2 separate regions of the Homo sapiens genome follow, and region 2 is linked to region 1. A link is a loop called in an ENCODE intact Hi-C map of the cell type or tissue named here. Cell type or tissue: heart right ventricle. All regions are shown on one strand. Region 1 overlaps MIR9-3HG (MIR9-3 host gene). Region 2 overlaps POLG (DNA polymerase gamma, catalytic subunit).

Evidence for each region. Hi-C counts contacts between places; a loop is a spot of excess contacts. Peaks named below come from ENCODE experiments on the same cell type or tissue, not always from the same donor. Only the 100,000 strongest peaks of a DNase experiment are listed, where the experiment ranks them.
Region 2: it touches region 1 in a loop (4-fold over the local background); 3 of 110 quality-filtered maps call a loop at or near these places.

Annotation. Positions count from the first base shown.
Region 1 is chr15:89,381,638-89,386,637 of GRCh38, reverse strand. All of the region lies in intron 2 of MIR9-3HG (MIR9-3 host gene), which reads right to left. Among named protein-coding and RNA genes, the nearest start is that of MIR9-3, 16 kb to the right of the region's middle. In heart right ventricle, no CTCF peak of the experiment used is centred here; a DNase peak (open chromatin) is centred at 2,838; H3K27me3 peaks cover 2,940 bases.
Region 2 is chr15:89,319,425-89,324,424 of GRCh38, reverse strand. It overlaps POLG (DNA polymerase gamma, catalytic subunit), which reads left to right. Exons shown (of 23, transcript NM_002693.3): 11 at 198-318; 12 at 524-610; 13 at 914-1,021; 14 at 1,523-1,683; 15 at 2,410-2,463; 16 at 2,572-2,689; 17 at 3,165-3,300; 18 at 3,413-3,659. Among named protein-coding and RNA genes, the nearest start is that of MIR6766, 4.9 kb to the left of the region's middle. In heart right ventricle, no CTCF peak of the experiment used is centred here; a DNase peak (open chromatin) is centred at 2,644.

The DNA of each region.
Region 1 (5,000 bases):
ATCTCAACACTTTGGGAGGCCCAGGTGGGAGGATCGCTTGATGCCAGGAGTTTGAGGCCAGCCTGGGCAACAAAGACCCTGTCTCTACAAAATAAAACATATTTTTTTATTTTTATAAAATAAATATAAAAGTCTGGCTGTGGTGGCACATGCCTGTAGTCCCAGCTACTCTGGAGGCTGAGGCAGGGGAATTGCTTGAGCCAGAAGTTCGAGGTTATAGTGAGCTATGATCAGGCCACTGTACTCCAGCCTGGCTGACAGAGCAAGACCTTGTCTCATAAAAAAAAAAAAAAAAAAAAAAAGGTGTCTTTTTAAATGAAGAAAGGGAAACTGAAATGTCACAATTCTATACAGAAACAATGCAATCTAGAGAATTACAGTTCTAGCTGAGGCTAAACGACAGCTTAAGGTCATCACGGGCAAAGCATGACATGGCCTCTGACCCTGTTCTCCCAGGCTCTTGGGACATGGAGAGGGGCAGGAAAGCCAATAAGCCACAAACTGATGATAAGTGTCAGACCCGGAGTGCCTGCTAGTCTAGCACGCCACCCCCGCTAGCCCGGCCTTCCAGCTCTAGATGGATGTATGCCTTTCCACACCACAAGCGAAAGTGCTGGGCCAGGGAATGTGGTTTCCCTCTCTGTATCCCCAGGGCCTTGCCCAGAGGCTGACACATAATGTGTGGTCAATAGACATTGAATGAATAAATGAGTGTGGTAAGAAAAAATACAGTGTGGCATGGGAAGACTTCCAATTTCAGAGCCGCGCAGTTCCCTTGCAAAGTGGGAAATGGCTCCACAGCACAGCCCTGGGGCTGCTGACGTCCAGGCCAGGAACCATAAGAGGTGAGTGGCACAGGATGGGTGTGGCTGCTCAGCTCAGGTTGGCCTGGGCAGCACAAGGCCTGACAGCCTCCAGTGCCCACCCATCTTGCACATGGTGACCATACCAATTCTCTTAGCCTGCTCCCTACCTCTGTCATTCTTATCCTCCACCATCTGACCTGACCTATACCCAAATCTCAGGCCCAGTCCAGCAGGACTCCTCCTCCCGCTTCATCTCCACCTCTAAGGTCCTGGTCAGAGAGTTCTCCCCATTGGTAGGGATGCCCTGTCTTGCCCTCTCAACAGCCTAGAAGACCTGTTTGGGCACAGTGAGGCTTCTCCGCCTCAATCTAATTCCTCTTCTCTTAACTCCCAAGGACAGAGACAAAACATCAAAACAATCTGCCCCTTGGATTTTTTGTGCTGCCTTAGGCTAGCAATACTAGTTTCTCTGCTCCTAGAGGTCAGGGGTTCTCCCTGCACTGCAGAGCTTATGGCTGGTCTGTAAACACCACAGCTTATTGTAGAGTGACTAACAGAGAGCTGACTGACCCTGGTCCCTTGCTGGCCACCTTACCTGGCCTTTACTCGTGACAGACCAGCAAGATGGGGGATGCATCTTGAGTGTCACAAGGTAAGTATTACTATTCCCAATTTTGCAGATGGGAAAACTGGCTCAGAGGAAGAGGGGAAGGGGTGTCCTGTGGGTTCTGAATTAGGTCAGACCAACCCCTCCACCTGGATACCCACTGGGCCACACTGCCTCTGCCTCACACCACCATGGTCTTGGAGTCTGTGACCCACAGTAGAAGAGAGAACAGTGGACTCAATACTGGGTAAAAGCTACAGATTCAAAGGGAAGGGGTGGCTATAAACTTGAGACTTGTTTCTTTACTCCCTTTTCCCCCAGCACTCATCAAGGATGTAACATGCCTTCAGAGGCATGTGCCACCTCTCCTAACCTAAGGAGACAGCAGGAGCTATGGTGCAGAACTGGGCAGATAGGAGGAAGGCTTGATATTCTCTGCTTAAGGACAAGATGAGATGGGACAGAGGATGTGGGCCCCCTTCCCTCCTCCAGAAGATCATACGTGCTACATCAGGGGGATATAACATTGCAGAAAGTAAAAGGCCAGCATCATCCCGAGCAGCCACAATCCCTTGGCACTGTGGGCAGGCTGGTAGGCTTGGGCCAACCCCCTAATTTTACAGACTGAGGCACAGCAAGGATATGGGGCACACAATTAGGAGATGAATCCAGACCGGGTGGTATGCTGCTCACCCCTCTAGCACCGCACCAAGGCTCCCAGGGGCCCAGCATGGAGCCCTCCCATCTTGATTCTCCAGGTGTACTGCCAGCCTCAAGCAGGAAACACTGCAGAGGCATCCTTTGGCAACGCAAATGAACTCATGCTGCTTCCCAAAGCCCAGGCTGATTCTCTGGGAGACAAGGACTCACTGGGGGCTGATAGTCCCTCCTATGCAAGGTTTGTAGCTCCTGTAACACACCCCATGCAGTCACCCAAATGGCATTTGGCTTAGAAAAGAAGGGCAAATCCCTGGTCAGATTTACTGTTCTTTTTTCTCCCCAAGAGATGGCCCTCAAAAGAGATACAATATACAAAGCATTAGCACAGAACCTGGCAGAGTCAGTGCTCAGTAAATGGTTCCTGTCCCCATCGTCATGACTCATTATGGCCTCCCCGATGCCCCTTCCTTACCTCCCAGGCTCATGTGAGGGGCCTTCTTTTTATAAACTCAAGGCTTACTGGAGCTGGAAGGCCCTTAACTCAGTCTAGGGTTTCCAGGGGAGGAAACTGGAGTTTCTGAGGGGGAAAGGGGGCTGGAGGCAAGCCCAGACCCACAGCCAGGGGTCCTCCAAGGGCAGAAGGCTAACTGAGGCCCCTCTGCCCTTTGACAGCAGTATGAGCCCAGCATCTCCCTGGAAAATCTCTCTGAGGCCCTCAGCCTTGGCAGGGAGCCAGGGCAGGAGGCCTCTCCAAGAAGACGCTGGCTCTGAGCCAAGACGCATCCCAGAAGCTCCAAGCTCACGGAGAGCAGCACAGGCTGAGGGGAGGAGGGGCAGCCAGGAGAGGGGCGACAAGGAGCCCTCGGGCCAAAGGAAACAAACCTGCTGAAAGTGGGTTTGGCACGAACCTGGGATGCATGGCTGCCTTCCCATGCCCTGTGGTTTCTGCACATCTGGGAGACTATGAAATCACTGCTAGGGACAGGGGAAGGAGGACGACCCTCCTGTTATCTACAGCTGTGCCCATTCAAACTCCACTGGGGCAGTGCTAAACCTTCATCCAAAGACTCTTCTGGGGTTTACCCATTGGCTGCCTTGTCCCCACCTTAAATGCTGAAAAATACAATGTTGCCTGCAGATTCAAGCCACGACTTCTGCCTCCAAGGACTGGGGGGTAATCCCCATTTAAAGGGCTGAACTAGGCACTCCTAAAAGCCCCTTAAGGCCCGAGGCTCTCTACTTGCCTCCTCTCTAGCTTTTCCATGGACCTCTATGCACAGAACCCTGTGTGGCCAGAGGCCTCCTGGGGGGAGATCAGGATTAGTTACTAAGCACTGGGGATGGAGGAGGTCTTGAGCATCTAGTGTAGACCTCACTGTCCAGTGAAAATATGTCAGTTCCAAGTATAATTTTAAATGTTTCAGAAGCCTCATTAAAAAGTAAGAATGAACAGGTCATTTTAACAATATATTGTACTTAACCCAACATTATCATTTCAACATGCCACACTGACCACATTTCATGAGATCAATAGCATGTGTGTCTAGTGGTTATCATAAAGGACAGCACAGCTCTTGACAACAGCAACTTCTCCCCATTTTCAGAAGAGGATGAGAATGTGGTCCAAGTATCTAAGAAAAGCACACAAGGATAGAAAGGGAAGCCCCAGCTGTGCCCATCAGCCTTTCCCTTCAGTTTCCAAATACATAGTCATGGCCTATGAAATAGATAATTTTATGATCAATCAAATTCAGGGAGACTGCAACATAAACCTATTTTGAAACAGACAACCCAGAAATGAGCAGAAATGAATATACTTGACATTACAAGGCTAAGGAACAAAGACCAACAGGAAGACACAAGAGGGAGGCTCTGGGAGACCTCTGCATTAGATGCCAGTCTTGCTAAGGACCTCTATTTGTACAATCTATGCTCAGGGCCACCTGGCTCCTATGGGGTGTAAATACACTCCAGCACTGGGTTTGGTGAATTTTCTACCATGTATCCCTGTAGGAACTACCCACAAAAGCTCCTCTCTGCTTTAGAAGGCAAGAACAAGTCGTGCATTTACCCAGTGCTTCTAGTCTTCTTACTCCGAGTCGCCATGCCAACACACAGTCATAATTACCGAGGAACGCGTCAATAGTGGCAGCATTGACAAAGACACTATATCAGGGCCTGTAAGCTAAGCAAGGTCAGGCTCCTCGAAGCCCCCCAGCTTCCTTCCCACTTCCTTTATTCCACTCTGATCCATTTCTTTCTCTTCGTTCTTTCTCTCCCACCCAGATGGTCTCTGATTATATTTTCTCTGCAGAGAAAGGAACTACAGCTCAGCATATAAAACACTTTTATAGCAATTGGGAGACAGGTTCTCCTTGGAGTCCTGATTTTAACTTGTGGGAAAAGTCACTTTAACATCCAGGCCTCAGTTATTTTGCCGTGAATGGGGAGAATATTTTGGATATTGCCTATTCAGCAAATGGGTGGCTGCATTTAATTCGCCTTCTAAATTCAGGGCTGATTTGTGTTATCTGGTCGACTCTAAGATCATCTTTCTGATCTGCACCAGAGGTACCAGAAGCTCAGGGAAACAAAAGGCAGTTCAGCTCAGAGAGGGAGCTGGTTTTAACACCTCAAGAACAGCAGGGCTTGTATTTCTCCCCAGGAAGGGCAAAAGTCTCAAAAAAGGAGCCAGGAGCAGCTGAACGGTGGGCTCTATCAGATTATAAAAAGATAAGTGGGACAGATGAGAACTATCAGGCTAAGTGACAAGCATCCTGAGGCCCCCAGTGAGAAACAGGACATGCACCCATTTAAAACGAGAGGTCAGAAAAAGGCAGACAGCCATCACCAGAGCCCTACACAAGAGCGCCCCAATTTCAGAACACCCAGTGCACCAACATCTGAACTTACAAAGGAGATAAATT
Region 2 (5,000 bases), 62 kb after region 1:
GCCTGCTGCCAGGGTGCTGTCATTTTCAGTTTGTCAATCAATCCCTGTCTAAAACCCGGGAAAGTGCTATCTGGTTCTGCCTCAGAGCTGATTCTGAGGACTAAACAAAGGGAATTGTGGAAGGCACTAGCAAGCTGCCTGGCCCAGAGTGGGCATCTGGTAATCAGCGGCTGCTGCTGCTACTGTTCTCTGCCCAGAGCCATCGAGTCCCTGTACAGGAAGCACTGTCTCGAACAGGGGAAGCAGCAGCTGATGCCCCAGGAGGCCGGCCTGGCGGAGGAGTTCCTGCTCACTGACAATAGTGCCATATGGCAAACGGTGAGGGCAGGCTCTGAACCTGAGCTTTGGGGAGGGGAGGTCTCTGTATTCCACCCAGGGAAGGGGCAGCCTTTGGGTGGGAGGCTGGCACTGGTGGCTCACCCCAGACTGGCCTGCAGTGTCTGAGTACCATGCAGGGAGGGGCTGGTGGATTGGGGCCTACCCAGTCCCCTGCTTCACTACTTTGGTCCTTGGACTGCTCCAGGTAGAAGAACTGGATTACTTAGAAGTGGAGGCTGAGGCCAAGATGGAGAACTTGCGAGCTGCAGTGCCAGGTCAACCCCTAGCTCTGGTGAGCAGTGCGCCGGCTTGGGTTCTCTAGGTGGGTGCTGGGTGGAAAGGGCTTCCTCTTGCCCACCTAGTTCTTCCCAGCCAGAGTTCCCTAGGTCTTAAGGGGGTTGGAGATGCCACCCTGCCCCTGGGAGGCCCCACACGTGTTGGAGCAAGGAGAAAGCCTGGGTGAGACCTCATGGCCATCTTGTCATTTCCCAGCTGATGACGACAGTTTCAGGCCCTTTTCCCACCCCCTACCCCATGGCCCTTGCTGAATGCAGGTGCTGGAGCAGGGCCTGATATAGGTGTGTGGCCCTCACAGACTGCCCGTGGTGGCCCCAAGGACACCCAGCCCAGCTATCACCATGGCAATGGACCTTACAACGACGTGGACATCCCTGGCTGCTGGTTTTTCAAGCTGCCTCACAAGGTGTGTCCTGGGTCATGGCCTGTCCTGTGGTGTTTCCTCATTCTGCTCAAGGCCCACAGCAGGCCTTCAGAGTGACACACCTGAGACTTTCCTTTTTGTGGGAATGACTAGTAGTGGGACAGAGTGTGATTTCAGGCACATACTGTCATCTCTCAGCTTTTGTTTTTCTAATGAAAGTCGGGTGGCAAGGGGCATGGTGGTGGAATTAAATGACATGGGGCACGTCGTATGTTTGGTACGACATCTGGTACGTGATAGGTTTTTCCGATTTGTTATTATGCAGGGAGCCAGGTTTGCTTGTGTCTGTGTGTCTTAGGGGGCATGTGTGTGCACGTGTGTGTGTGCGTGCGCGCGTGCGCGCGTGCGTGATACAATCAGGGATTTGCCTCAGACTGCTGAGGTTCTGGGCTCAGTGTTGGGAGGAGTGCAGGTACTCACGTTGGTTCCCCACCCAGGGGTCTGCCACCTGCCTCCAGCCCCTGCTTCCTTTGCTCTGTCCAGGATGGTAATAGCTGTAATGTGGGAAGCCCCTTTGCCAAGGACTTCCTGCCCAAGATGGAGGATGGCACCCTGCAGGCTGGCCCAGGAGGTGCCAGTGGGCCCCGTGCTCTGGAAATCAACAAAATGATTTCTTTCTGGAGGAACGCCCATAAACGTATCAGGTGGGCCACCATGGGAGGAGTCCTGGGATGCCTTTCCCCTCTCTTCCCACCCAGGGACCCCTGACTAACCCTGGATTCCCACAGAGGGCCAGCCTGACTATGGTCTAGAGGCCTGGCTACTTTTGGTCCTGGTGCCATGGACCTTGGGCAGGTCTCCCCTCTAGCTTCAGTTTCCCTGTTAATGTAAAAAGAATGGTGCTGTAGGACCATGAGAGCCCTTCGTAGCTCCAACAGAACTTCTTGGTGTAACTGCTGGAGCCGTGGGCTATGGCTGAGGACCATGGAGAGCTGGTGGCCTGTAAGCCCTGTTGGGGGCTGGGAGCTGGGTCTTCTAGTCTGGAATGGCAAATGTATTCATCTTGAAGGCCATTTCCAAGGTGGTTGTGGCCATCAGCACACTGGCGAGCAGAGTGGGTGTTGGGATGGTGAAGTCTGCCTGTGTGTAGGAAGAGGCATTGGTGGAAGGAGCGCCTCATGGATGCCCCCCGGAGAGGAGCGGAAGCTCGCTCGGAGGCCTGGCCGGTTCCCAGATGGTTTATGCTCTTGATTGGTGTATCATAGGGCCCCAGTTCTTGGCTGAGCCAGGGCTCACCTTGAGTCCAGTTAGTGAGGCTGGGTAATGGAGTATAGCAGTCCTGGAGGTGGGCAGGTGAGGGCCATGGTGGGATGTGGGATAGATTCTGCTTCCCATGGCTGTGCTGAGCCTCACGTTGTCTGTCCCCACAGCTCCCAGATGGTGGTGTGGCTGCCCAGGTCAGCTCTGCCCCGTGCTGTGATCAGGTATGGTCTGCTGAGTGGTTGTAGGGATAGGAGAACTGAGGTGAGGTGGTAGGTCCTAAGGCCAAAGCACCCTGCTAAGACCCATTTCCTTCCCCTGCACCCCACCAGGCACCCCGACTATGATGAGGAAGGCCTCTATGGGGCCATCCTGCCCCAAGTGGTGACTGCCGGCACCATCACTCGCCGGGCTGTGGAGCCCACATGGCTCACCGCCAGCAATGCCCGGGTATGTGACCTCTGTACCTCTGGCCCCTGCTCTTCCTCTCCCAGGTCTGTAGAAACTGGGCTCTGAGGGCCTTTAGGTATTTAGTGAGGATCATGAAAAGGACCCTGTGATCTGGGTCAGGCAGGACTCTAGTCAAATCTGGCTTCATGATTTCTGTCCACTCCTTCAGTAAATATGTTCTGGGCACCTGCTCCTGGCCAGACCGTGACAGGCGTAATAGCTACAGCTCTCATGGAATTTAGATAGGACCGTGTAGGTGAGGGGTCTGGCATAGCGCTAGGCATAGAGTAGATTCTTTACCTGTCACACCAATTGCTGATAGGTGGCCATCTCTGGAACTGTGGAATTTCAGCAGTGCTGTCTGGCATTCTCTAAAGCCATCCCCTCAGGAAAGGCTCTAGCTCTTTCTCAGTCAACTCTGGCTCCAGGAATGGGGTAGGAAGAGTCTCATTTGGGTATCTCACTCTTCCCACAGCCTGACCGAGTAGGCAGTGAGTTGAAAGCCATGGTGCAGGCCCCACCTGGCTACACCCTTGTGGGTGCTGATGTGGACTCCCAAGAGCTGTGGATTGCAGCTGTGCTTGGAGACGCCCACTTTGCCGGCATGCATGGTGAGCAGGAGCCGGGGTTGGGGCAGCCCAGCCCCTCAGCATATTGACAGTTCTGATGAACATTGGGCAGAATGTTCCTGAGCTGCTTTTCTCACTCCTGCTTGTCTTCCAGGCTGCACAGCCTTTGGGTGGATGACACTGCAGGGCAGGAAGAGCAGGGGCACTGATCTACACAGTAAGACAGCCACTACTGTGGGCATCAGCCGTGAGCATGCCAAAATCTTCAACTACGGCCGCATCTATGGTGCTGGGCAGCCCTTTGCTGAGCGCTTACTAATGCAGTTTAACCACCGGCTCACACAGCAGGAGGCAGCTGAGAAGGCCCAGCAGATGTACGCTGCCACCAAGGGCCTCCGCTGGTGAGGGTCCCTCTCCCATCCACTTTAACACCCAGGACCCGAGGCCTGCTTTACTGTCCTTTAGTACTACCATCTGTTCTATCTCCTGCCCATTACTTGAACTCTCACCTAGCCCCTCTCCTTCCACACCTGTGTAACCTGGTTCCAGGATGATTTGTCCTATTGTGACATTTGGTTGCTTTATAGTCAGCCTTAAACAGTTTTTCCTCATGGGAGTAAAGCTATACTTTTGGTATACTGTTACCAAGTGGTAGCATCTTGACAATTCTGATTATGCTGCATAATCAATAATACAGGGGTTGCAAACTCAGATGCCTACAGGGAATGAGAGCAAATGGAGTGGGTGGAAGACAGGAGTTGACAGGAGGGCGCTGTGGCAAACTGGAGCATGTAGGCTGATGTTGATACTGGAGAAAGCATTACCAGGCCTCCAGGTTACTTAGCCTAGCTCTCCAATTTGTTTCCTCTGATCGTACTGCATACTGTGTGCTCAGGGCCTTAGCAGACTCTCTGCAGGGTTCCAAAAACATTGAGGGAAGAGAGGTACAACTTCCTGAGGTACAGTACACTGTCCACATTTAATTAGCTGGCTCATTGTGGAAACTTCACTTTCTCGTCAACAACTAAAAGTTAAGTATGTGATAAATGATATAGTGGTTGATGACTATAAATGCAGGGAAGGGGAGCTGAGTATCGTCCAGTGGATAAAGTGAGGTCGGGTAAGGCTCATACCGTGAGCAGCGTGTGCTGGTGGAGGCGAGAAAGGTGGTGGGGCTTTAGTTGTGGACACCTTTGAAAGTGTCACAGGAGTTTGGACTGTGGGTGCAGGTGGTGGGGAAGCCATTTATGCGAGTGACGTGTCTCTGGAGCCTTCAGGCGACAAGCCTTGTGAGGTCTGCAGGTTAGATGGAAGCTGGGAGTTGTCTAGGGTTGTGGCAGTTGAGAGGGGTAAGCCAGGCCTGGCTGTTGTGTTTTCTGCTTCAACAAATGCCCCCTCCCCTTCAGGGAGTAGCCTATTCTTACCCCTATCCCCCCAAATCTAGAGTGATGGCCCTTGCTGCCTCCTGAATAAAAGGCCCGTGTTGGTCATTGGGCAATTCAGTGTCTAAAGAAACAGGACAGTAGGAATAGTGGTGCCTCCTGTGCTGGAGTCTTTGTCCTTTATTGGGCTACCATGGGGTGGCCCAGGCTTTGGGGCTACAAAAGCCTGGGCTGCATCTCTTTCTAGCTCCATGATCCTAGGCAAGGCACTTAGCCTCTCTGAGCCGTTTCTTCCTCTGAATAAAAGCCTTTAGGGGACTGGCATGATGTCAGTGTTTTTAAAAGTTGAAGTGATATGTG